Regions from separate parts of the Homo sapiens genome. Here regions 2, 3 and 4 are each linked to region 1. The links are chromatin contacts, found by Hi-C or POLR2A ChIA-PET in ENCODE. All regions are on one chromosome and are shown on one strand. The core of a region is the stretch at or near the end of the contact, and the rest is flanking DNA. Distances in the headings are between cores, read along the strand shown. Region 1 holds the start of KLHDC10 (kelch domain containing 10). Region 2 holds the start of CALU (calumenin). Region 3 holds the start of TNPO3 (transportin 3). Region 4 holds the start of RBM28 (RNA binding motif protein 28).

The links. A loop is a pair of places that touch in the nucleus more often than their neighbours do. ChIA-PET counts read pairs that join two places held with the same protein, here RNA polymerase II (POLR2A). Pooled maps may share reads with other maps.
Region 2: a loop to region 1 is called in a map of B cell, with 10 times the contacts of the local background. The contact joins the promoter of CALU here to the promoter of KLHDC10 in region 1. A Hi-C loop is called at or near these places in 2 of 168 maps with a recorded cell type or tissue (B cell and naive thymus-derived CD4-positive, alpha-beta T cell) and 5 of 50 pooled maps.
Region 3: a loop to region 1 is called in a map of CD4-positive, alpha-beta T cell, with 8 times the contacts of the local background. The contact joins the promoter of TNPO3 here to the promoter of KLHDC10 in region 1. A Hi-C loop is called at or near these places in 2 of 168 maps with a recorded cell type or tissue (CD4-positive, alpha-beta T cell and CD8-positive, alpha-beta T cell) and 9 of 50 pooled maps.
Region 4: a map of naive thymus-derived CD4-positive, alpha-beta T cell shows a loop between it and region 1 (35-fold over the local background). The contact joins the promoter of RBM28 here to the promoter of KLHDC10 in region 1. A Hi-C loop is called at or near these places in 1 of 168 maps with a recorded cell type or tissue (naive thymus-derived CD4-positive, alpha-beta T cell) and 5 of 50 pooled maps. POLR2A ChIA-PET finds 5 or more read pairs at or near these places in 1 of 52 experiments (Panc1).

The regions. Positions count from the first base shown.
Region 1 is chr7:130,069,234-130,071,933 of GRCh38, reverse strand. It overlaps KLHDC10 (kelch domain containing 10), which reads right to left and starts at 1,400. Exons shown (of 10, transcript NM_014997.4): 1 at 1,125-1,400. The coding sequence starts at 1,290. RefSeq lists a silencer at 1,196-1,365 and enhancers at 1,466-1,655, 1,686-1,885.
Region 2 is chr7:128,738,003-128,740,702 of GRCh38, reverse strand. CALU (calumenin) reads right to left here and starts at 1,344. Exons shown (of 7, transcript NM_001219.5): 1 at 1,271-1,344. RefSeq lists an enhancer at 1,008-1,107 and silencers at 1,388-1,527, 1,598-1,737.
Region 3 is chr7:129,053,847-129,056,546 of GRCh38, reverse strand. It overlaps TNPO3 (transportin 3), which reads left to right and starts at 1,436. Exons shown (of 23, transcript NM_012470.4): 1 at 1,436-1,896. The coding sequence starts at 1,777. It also overlaps the pseudogene TPI1P2. RefSeq lists a silencer at 298-592 and enhancers at 298-592, 1,404-1,903.
Region 4 is chr7:128,342,458-128,345,157 of GRCh38, reverse strand. It overlaps RBM28 (RNA binding motif protein 28), which reads left to right and starts at 1,250. Exons shown (of 19, transcript NM_018077.3): 1 at 1,250-1,482. The coding sequence starts at 1,365. It also overlaps the pseudogene RNU7-27P. RefSeq lists an enhancer at 1,110-1,309.

The DNA of each region.
Region 1 (2,700 bases), core at 151-2,650:
AAGCAATTGTCTCATTAAATGTGCTAAATTCCCTTTGTCATCTTCAATTTAATCAAATAATAATTTTTGACTAGAAGTATAAGGTACAGTCTTAAGCACAATTCATAAAAACCAATTCATCATGTTCTCAAAACTCATCAGCTAAACAAATATATCACTAATATAATCAATATTATTCACAAAAAACACGATGAATAATTAACACATCATTCCTGATAGTTCTTTTCATAGTAAAAATAAGCTTGCCCAGTGGGATATTTGACGTTCTCTGCATTATTTAATTCCCTACCTTCCTTCTACTAGATTGAATATTCAATTACAAACATACCTCTTTAAAATTGTCTACACATACATATCCACTTGATTTTATTTTGTTTTCAAAAGCATCTGAACTCAAGGCTAGGGCACTGTAGACCAAAATGTCAAATAATTGTATTGGGTACATTTTTCCAATTCTCAGTTGTTTTTATATTGTAAACACAGCATAATTGTGTCACTAAGTATATTTTTGATCTTCACTTTCTCCCCTTAAAACCTAGACACCATTATCCTGTCTCTGAACATTCCAAAATATTAATAATCCAACTAGTTTTCCCTAATCCTCTAGGTTCTCTTTCCCATACACTCCCCAGCCAACACTCCCCCACCCCTTTCTTCCGTTTCAGAATGCCTCTTACACACACGCCCCGTGTAGTTTTTACAAAATCACTCCTTGGAATGCGTTTCCTTCTTCTCTCCTTAACTTGGCACCCTTTTTGAAATAATTTCCCACAGCTAGGCGCCAATGTCTTTCATTTACAAGATCAAACTGCGGAAGGGGAAGAGATTGGGAATCGAGTAACCGAAACATTTGGAAATGTCAATGAGACAGTGGCCTCTCCTTTGAAAAGAAAACACAACTCTCAGCACAGAGCTTTCAACAGAGCACAGATACTTTTCTTCGCTGTGCTCCTGTTCCCTCCCTGACCTCAAAGACACCTTCCCTTTTCTCTGATCCCCAGTCCCTCTGCTATGCGTGGGGCCTGCCTTTCCTCCTCCCAAGGAAAAGCAAGCCAGGGAGAAAAAGAAAAGGTAGCAGTCACCTTCCCGCCCGCAAGCGGTCAGGACCCTGTCCCACGACTCACCTGGCAGGTGCGGCCGCCCGGAGAGTTGCACGAAGCGGTTGAGCTGGCCAGTCCCCCGACCCCCGCTGCCCCCACTGCCCCCGCCGGCCCCGCTACCTCCGCCACCAGCGCCGGCGGCGCCTCCTCCCCTCCGGCGGTTCCTGTCCCAGCCCTGGGCGGCCGACATGACCCGCTAACGATTGCCGCAGCCCGGTCCCGTCAGCGCCTGACCCAGCGGAACCAGCGGAGCCTCCTTCCTGGGCTCCTCCAGAGACCCAGGAGACAGGGGAAGGGGGCAGCGCCCGGTCCCACCAGAGACCAATGACTTACCGCCTTGGTGAAAGGCAGCCAATGGTCAGTCGTTTTCTTGGTAGGTGGCGGGAGGCGGAGAGAAACGTGGTAACCATAGCTATGGCTAAAAAAAAAAAAGTAGGGGGAGAGAAAGGCAGAAGCAGCCACTCCTAGCTCTCATCGTCCGCTCTGGGCTGGCCGGCGTCACCCCGACTCCTGCGGGGCCAGGCGGGCCAATCGAAGACCGAGTGTCAGAGGCCGCGCCTGCGGAAAGACTCCCGGGGACGGCCAGTGCCTCAGTCTTGGTTAGGATTCAGGAACTTTTTCCCATAAACATTGCAATCAGACACTGGATATACGCATAATACACATATTTGGGGGCAAGACGGTATTCTGCCAGCTTTTCAGATTGAGATCCCATTCACTGATGGTTGACACACACAAAGGGCTTGCTTGGGGTCCGGGTAGGTGAGGGGACCCAGGGGCGGAGTCAAAGCTAAAATGTAAGAACCAGATATTCCTGGGTTTCATTTGTCTTTCAGTCGGCTTAGCTGCATTTGTCCCTGTATAAGCCACGTCCCAATCAAACAGTTTTAAACCTGGTTAACAAATATGGGAAAATGTTCACTCTCACCTGTAATCTTAGAAATACAAAATAAAACCCCAATGAGAAACCATTTCTGGTTTATTACATCAGTAAAGACTTTTCAAATAACACCTGGCAGTGTGTGGAATGCCAAGAAAAAGGTATTCTCATAGATGGCTGATGGCTCTGTAAATATTTTTGTTCGCTCAAACTCCTTTTGGCTAGTAGAAAATTTTAATCAGCTTGGAAGATATATAATCAAGAGGAAATGTAAAATTAAATAAAAGGCAGCAACGGGTATGGAAGATCAAGATCAAAGAAAATTTTTAATGTGCCGATCAGGAGTTTCTATTGTTCCAAAATTAAACAGAAATTTTGGCTTGAAACTTACTGGGCGCAATGCAGACTGGGAAAACATACTATACACTGATGTTTCTGAATGATAAGGAAAAAGCATATCAAATTCCTCAAGGGAAACAAAACTTTTCAAGGTCCTTAGATGTGACAGATTTTTTTTTCTTTTGCATTAGAAGAACCTTACATGGTTGCAGAGAAAAAAAAGAAACTCTGCTGGAGCTGAGGACAAATACCCTTTGTACCTGGTGTGCAAATTTCTGGTCGCCACTGGCACTGCCTCCTTGTTTTCCTACTTCCAGTCCCTGTAGGCAGAAATGTTTTAGTCACTAGCACCATAGCACGCTGCTTATGAAAATGTTTGAG
Region 2 (2,700 bases), core at 95-2,594, 1.3 Mb after region 1:
TTTCCTACTTGTGATTCTCAAAAGAATCCTATTGGAACCCCCCCACCCCCCAATCACAGTAAAACCTCAGATTAGGTCTTGGCAAACTCATTTTCTTGACAAATACAACTTAGAGGTTATATCTGGTCCCTCATTTGGATTATACTATATAAATTCTTCAGTGATTACTGTCGTTTGGTATTTGGTTAATTAAATCTACTGAGTGAGGTCAAACTTGCATTTGTCTTGTGTCAAGTTCCATTCTATGGCAGACTAATTTAACAGAGATTCCAAGGTTCTCTGCCTCCAAGCTGAATAAGCTACTAGAACAAAAAACAACTAGAAGCCACCTTATTCCCAATTCATTAACGTTGACTTCATGGTCCACACCAGAAAATGAACGCAACTCAATTCTCGAAGACACTATTCTAGAATTTTATACACTTAGGAATTCAGATCACAGGCTCAAAAGTTTTAGCAGGAGACCCACGGAGCTTGGGCCTTGATGCAAAAGCAGCTTTTGAAACTGCAAGCCACTCTACGCTTAATCGCGGCAGCTATAGGGAATTAAGTTTATTTCTGACCGCAGCATGCTAAAAATCAGTAGGATATGGGGCTAGAAGCAACAAAAAACGTAACAAAAATTAATTCCCCAATAAAGCTTTAAAAACTATTTTCCGTCGCTAACTGAAGTACGTAGCCAAATATGGAAGCTCTAAACATTCAGCTTTTCTTTAAAATCATAGATATCACCTAGTGTCGTCACTCGTTCTCTCCCCCCTTGTTTCTGCACCCTTTAGGTGAGTGAACACGACCTTGGCAGATGCACCCTACTGTCGGGATGTGGCCTTGGGGCGGAGCTGGCAGATACAAGCAGGATGGTGAGTGGAGGCGGCAAGGAACTCTTACAATAACACTATCCAAATGCCCTCCGACCTTCCGGAGGCAAAAAATGACCCTCTGGTGCCAGAGACTCGGTGAGTGGCGTGACCTAGAGATGGAGGACCAGGACGCAGCAAACCAGGCACAGAACAGTACCCAACGGGACAGAGTTCCACCGGACCAGCCCCCTTCCCAGAGCGCGCGGTAAGACGGGCGGCGGCCTCCATCCCAGGCTGCACACAGAGGGTCCCGGGATCTCCAGCAGCATCAGGCCTGGGACCCGGGCGCCAGCAGAGACAGCGGCACCGAGTGAGGCAGTCCCCTGCCGCGCCAAGAACAAGACCGGGGACAGAAAGAAAGCGAATAAAGATGAGGCAGTGGTGAAGGGGCTGGGCATCACCGTACTTACCTTTCCTCGTAGCCCCCACAGCACAGGATGCCGTGGCCGCCGCTCACCCACCGGCTCAGCTCACGCGCGCAAGCACCGCCCAACCGGAAGCGGGTCCGCACCCCGCCCTCATCCGCCTCGCCGGCGGCCTCCCGACCAATCATCAGCAAACCCGCCGCTGTCGCATAGCGTCCCCGAGTAGCCATTGGTCTAACAATCGCATAGCCGGGATTGGCTGGAAAGCGCCACGTCCCCGGGACCGCGCCGAGTTGCGTGGAGCGGATTCCCGCCCAACTCTCGTCCCCGGGATTGTTGGGACGGCGGGCTCCAGCCCCAGCCCCAGCCCCAGCCCCGTACTGCGGGTGGCGTGGGCGCGGCCGTGTGGCCGCCACGTCCCCATTCACAGCTCATGACTCTGCTTCCACAGGGCTTCTTAGACTATCCTGCTAGTTATCTTCATTCCCACAAGACCACCAGGGCGGAATTAATCCGACTGAATCAGTCACCAACTTTATTGAACAATCCCAACTTTTTCTTTCCCTTCAGCGCTGCGCCCTGCGCTATCTACAGGAGGCTCTTCAGTCTTTGGCACCAGTGTATCTTTTAGCTCCATCTCCCAACACTCCCCCTCATCTTGCGCTCTGGGCACCATCATCTGTTTCCTAACAACCGGTCCTTTTTCATCTCTTAAGATTTTTGATCAAGAGGCTTCCTCTGCCAGGAATAAGTGCGTTTTCCTGATTTTCTGCCTTGCCAATAGAAGTCCCAGTTCAGATGTTAGCTCTAGAAGCCTTCCCTGACCTCACTAAGCATAATTCTTACCTTATTTACCATCATAGCTGTTTATAGCTTCAGTACACTTTGCCAAATTCTGCTATAAAATGTAGCTTATCCATCTGTCCTCTTCTAGAGTAAGCTCCTGGGTAGGTATCTGTCTATTCATCTTTATATCTGCAACTCTGAGCTTACTGCCCAGCTCAGTAATGTTAAGTGAAGGGAATGGGCCGAACCCGTTGCATGTCCCTGAAAATTTAATTTCATGTCATGAAATTAAAACAAATATCAAATAAAGGCTACTATAGCTTCAACACAAATGGAATGTAAACCTGTGGCATTCTTAGCACATAAAGCCTCTGTAGTTTAAAATCAAATTGAGACAAGTTGTAAACTCATGAAACAGTTAAGCTCATGAAAGCAAGCTAGTTACTGTCAACGTGAAAGGTTTACAACTAATCCTTCTGGCATTCAAAGGAGTGTCAGTGACCCTTGGTGGTAGTCAGGGAAGGCTTCAGAGGAAGATATGACTAAGGCTGGACTAAGGAAGTCCCAAATGGACTATTCAGCAAGAAGAGTAATAGGAATAAGGACAAGTGGAGGGCAGAGTGGGAGGTAAATTCTCAGGCCAGGTAGCAAATGAGGAAGGTTAAAAAAAGGGGTGGGGGGAAACAATG
Region 3 (2,700 bases), core at 187-2,686, 1.0 Mb after region 1:
TCTTGCCAGTACCAGTGGCCCACACGGGATCATAGGCCAAGATGACCTTGCTCCAGTCCTTCACATTATCTGCGATGACCTTTGTCTGCTCAAAAACAACCTTCTCAGTGATGCCAGCTTCCCTTTCATCTAGCTTCTCCCCAATGCAGGCGATTACTCCGAGTCTCTCTGCCAGAGCATGGGCCACTTTTCTGCCCAATCAGCTCATCTGACTCCCCAAAGACACGCCTTCTGAGTGCCCCAGGACCACACCACCCACGTGACTCCTAAGTCTTTGACCATGCCAGGGCTGATCTCCCCAGTAAAGGCCCCATTAGTCACTTTGTAGCAGTTCTGCGGAGCCACAGCAATCTTGGGAGCTAGCTTCTGCCGGGCCAACTCGTTATACGCAGTGGCGAGAGCACAAATCACCTTGGTGTCGGCAGGCACAGTGGCCGCGTTCTGAGTGCCGATGAGCTCCCCCAGACATTTCTTCCGCCCGTTCATCTTCCAGTTCCTCCCCACGAAGAACTTCCTGGAGGGCGCCATGGCGCTGGAGCTGAGGCGCTGTAGGTCAGTGTCAGCGCCTAAAACGGGTTTTATTAATACTTGGCAAGGTTGTTAGGCGGATTAAATGAGATCTTGTAACTACAGTGTTTTACACATTGTGATCATTTATCAAATAGCAGTTATTTACTAGTGCAAAGGACTAGCAGCAATGTTAATATCAATATACTGTTACCTTTTGTCCCTAATTTCTCCATAGTACAGTTTCCAATATTTCTGTTTTCTTTTGTGAATTGTTAGACCACTGGTATTGGATTCGGACAGAAAGGCATTCACAAAAATACAGTTCAATGTGAGAATAACCCTAAAGATGTATGCAAAATGCTCTGGAGTTAGAGCACCAGGAGCTGTAAGCAGAATGAAGACCTCTTTTGGGCTTAAGAACTAAGTAAAGGGGAGCTGAACAAAGATTCTAGGCATTTTGGATTTATCTCAATGTGGCACATATTTCAGGTTTGTAAAATAGTTCAGTTGACTACGTGTCTGTCTCCTCCACTAGAGCCAGCGTAGGTACCATGTCTTAAGTCATCTTTGGATCTCCAGTACTGTGGCCACTCTAGGGAGAGTTGAATTGACGCGCCTTGATCACCAGGGCAGAAAAGGATTCTCTGGAGAGGGATGGGGCAGTCGGAAGGGGTAGGAAAAACCTGGATCCGTTTCCAAGGAGCTGAAGGCAGCTCAGATATGGGGCACATCTCGGCGCTAATGTCCCAAGCTGCTAGCGAGGAACAGAGAGAACACCGGCTCTTCTTCCCGGCTCCTGGCCCGGCAGGGTTACTTCCGGGAGGGGGCGGGGAGACAAGAGGAGGCGTGCCGGGAAGGAGGCCGTTTGTAGTGTACCAGGCGGAAGTGTGCCAAAGGTATCGGTGCTGTCGCTTCCGGTCCGGGTAAACGAACCTTAGGTACACTGGTGTGTGGCCTCCCAAGATAGGCTTCTGAGGGCAAGTCAGCGACTGAAGACGGGAGCGCCAGAATCTGTGGACTCAAGAGTCTAGAATCAAGTGGAAAAACCGGAAAAAAGGCCAGGAACCTGAATACGACCTAATAGCTGTTTCCGAGGGGGCAACTTCCACGGAGAGCCTTCTGCCCTGGTAACGGCCAAAGAGGAGGAGATGGCGCCAGTCAGGGAGCGGCCGTGGCCCAGACAGTGAGGAAGCGCGAAGGCGGAGCAACCGAGGAATCCTCCGGAGAAGAATCAGAGCCGTCGCTACCGCCACTACCGCCACCACCATGGAAGGAGCAAAGCCGACATTGCAGCTCGTGTACCAGGCAGTGCAGGCGCTTTACCACGACCCAGATCCCAGCGGAAAGGAGCGCGCCTCTTTTTGGCTTGGGGAGCTGCAGCGTTCGGTGAGGGGCCCAGAGAGGCAGTTCTGTGCCGCACGGCCGGGGCGGGGTGGAACCTAGGCTCCGGGGGAGAACCTGAGCCCGGCAGTTGACCTCGTGAGGTCCTCCTTGGGGAGGAGCTGCTGTCGTGGGGTGGGGCTGCGAAGCTACATCTTTGCCGCTTTTGGGAAACTAGTCGCACCTGATCGGTCGCGAACTGGCCCTTTCCCCACCCGGCAGAATCTGATTTGTAGGTCTTATACTCTTCGATTGTGGCATCAATCTAATCTTGTTTAAGTTCTCCCTTTGCCGTTGCTTCTTGGGCCGTGCTTTTCCGTTTTGTCTTCCTCCCACCAAATCCAACCCCAGTGTTTCTCCACCTTCCGCTTAAGAAGGCTTTATTCGTCTCCCCTCCGTGTCCAAGACTTGCATCTGGCATTTTGCTCCCAGTCGTAGCCTTATGCCTCACTCTTTTTGCCTATTTTCACTCCAGTTTGAGTCTGTTCTTCTCGAAACTTCTCAGGTTTCTAGATTCTTACTCATGCGAGTTTTCCCCTTGCTTTGGAGTGGCAACATAATATGAAGAAAAAACAGTAATTCTGCTTTCAGAAAATCTTTGGAGTTCTCATTTTGTTTCATATTAATCCTCTAACCTTGTTATTTCTCTGGCTTTTAGATTTTTATTTATAAGATGGGTATCACTGCTGCTTTGATTATTCCATATAAAACTGTGTGTGCATCCGGTGAGATATTTAATTGTAGCTTATATCTGTTGTATTTCTGCATTCTTTGATTCATGTTTTATGCTTCCTGCCCTAATTTTCACAC
Region 4 (2,700 bases), core at 1-2,500, 1.7 Mb after region 1:
GGCATGGCAAACACTCTCTGTGTTCCAGAACCAGGAGCACCCAGATTTCCTAGCCAATTAAGAGCTCTCAGCTTTGGGTCTGTCTGATGAGCTGACTTGAGACAAAGATCTTCTGTTTCTAGGAGGACATGGGTTCTAGGTCTCTGTGTATAAGTTGGATGTTATGTTTGCTTTGAGTGTGTTTGATGTGGTCCTGCAGTGTGTGTGCTGTGATTTATTTGTAAGAATTTTTGGACTAATAGTCTTCCCAGCCAGGTGTGGTGGTTCACACCTATAATCCTAGCACTTTAGGAGGCTAAGGGGGGCTAATTGAGCTCAGGAGTTTGAGACCAGCCTGGGCAACATGGTGAAACCCTGTCTCTGCAAAAAATACAAAAATTAGCCGGGTGTGGTGGTGCACCTGTAGTTCCAGCTACTCAGGAGGCTGAGGCAGGAGGACTGCTTGAACCTGGGAGGTCGAGGCTGCAGTAAGCCGAGATCGTGCCAGTGCACTCCGGCCTGGTTGATAAAGTGAGGCCCTGTCAAAAAAAAAAATCTGTTTCCACCATTAGACTGTAATCTCTATGAGGGCAGGGACCCTGTCATTTCTTTGCTCACCAGTTTTATCCCTAATGCTTGGCTCATAGTTAGAGCTCAGTATATATTTATTGAAATAATAATTGTGTACTATCTGTGTCTATGTGTATTTTAGTAGCTACAATTTGTTTGTGAGGCTGAGGTGACAGACAGCTGGTGTTCTCCGAAAATGAGAATCGTCCGAATGATGTATATGATATATCTATGTCTACGTGTTAGTGTTCCGGTTGTGTTTTATGCACGTAATCTGGGAATTTGTGGAGGCACTTCAGAAAATATCAAACACCCACAGTATATCAGATCCTGAGTTACGCCCGGGGCAAAAACGACTTCTTCTGCCTGTCCTGCTAACTTTGGGGAGGATCTGGAGGTGAGATTTTTAAACAGGGTAGAAATTATTTATTTTTATTTTGTATATTAAGAAAAAAAATTACTTTTTGGAGGCCTTCCGGCAAAAACCAGAAAGCCTGCTAGGCAAATTCTAAAAAAGCTGTAACACTAGGGTAGAAATTATTGATGCCAAGTTTACACAAAAGTGGCGAGGGCGATGCTAGGGCAGGGGGCGGAGCCCCGCTCCAGAAGCTACGCCCCGGGGCGCCATTATTTTTTCATTCCGGAACCTTTTATCCCCCTCCCGACCATGTTTTCCTCCGGTCTCTTTTGGGCAACGAGCACTTCCGGAATCTCTCGGCGTGTGAGCTTGGTTGTCCTACCAAAGCCAGCGTTTCGGCTCGCGTGCGCCGGCCTAGTTTGCTCGCGTCCTCACGCGCTTTGGGTTTCCCGGTCTCATGGCCGGCCTGACCTTATTTGTGGGCCGCCTCCCGCCCTCGGCCCGCAGTGAGCAGCTGGAGGAACTGTTCAGTCAGGTGGGGCCGGTGAAGCAGTGCTTCGTGGTGACTGAAAAAGGTAGGGGCGGGGCGGTCGAGGATAGGGCTGGGGTTTCCTGCGATCGAGGGCACCTTCCCAAACTTCAGGGAGCCGTATCATTCTTTACCCTCCCCGAAGAGAAGGGACAGGGAACTGAGTTTCTTTTCCAAACTGATTCTGCTTTAGATGCGTTCATAGGAGTCAGTTTATGAAGGGCAAAGCATTCCCTTACGTTTCTATAGCGCTTTCTGTTGATTATGCGCGCTAAAAATGAAAATAGTTAACTAGAGCATCAGTAAGACTTATTGAGAGTCACCTGATTGGCAGGTACAGTGATCAGTTTGATACAGGTTATCTCATTTAATTTTCTCAGCAATCTTACCGGATGGAGAGTCTTAATGTCATTTTACAGACAGGAATCCGGGATTTAGGGGAATTTAGTAACTTTAAGTTTGTACGGCTGTTAAGTAGTGGACCCCCGATTTGATCCTCAGACCTGGACATCTTAGCCAGGATGCTATCCACTTGTTCATTCATTTATTCAGCAAATACTTAATACCTACTGTGTGCCAGGAAGTGTTGTAGGTCCTGGGGATGCAGCAGTGCACAACACCAAACCAAAAAAATCTTTGATTTTATGTCTTCAAGGTGGGGAAGAGAGCCAATAAACGAGCCAATAAACAAGCCAACCGTGAAAATGATGTCAAATGCTAAGGAGAAAAATAAGCCAGGGAAAGGGGTTAGGAAGTCTATGTGCATGTGTATAGTGGGGAGAGGGGGTGAAGAGTGGCAATATAGATAGGGTGGCCAGAGAAGGACGGACTGAGGTGAGAGAGTGAACACATGCCTCTCCGGAGGAAGAACAATTCAGGAAGAGAAAACAGCAAGCTCAAAGGTACTGAAACAGAGGTGTTTTTGGTATATTGGAGGAGTAGTAAGGAGGACAGGGTGACTGGATTGAAGTGAGTAAAGGGAAGAGAATTAGGAGATGAGATCTAGAGTAGCAGATCATGTAAGATTTTTTTTTTTTTTTAAAGACTGCGTCTTGCTCTGTCGCCCAGGCGGGAGTGCAGTGCCACGATCTCCGCTCACTGCAACCTCTGCCTCCTGGTTCAACCCATTCTCCTGCCTCAGCCTCCCAAGTAGCTGGGATTACAGGCGAGTGTCACTACACCTGGCTAATTTTTGTATTTTTAGTAGAGACGGGGTTTCGCTATGTTGGCCAGGGTTGTCTGGAACTCGAGACCTCAGGTGATC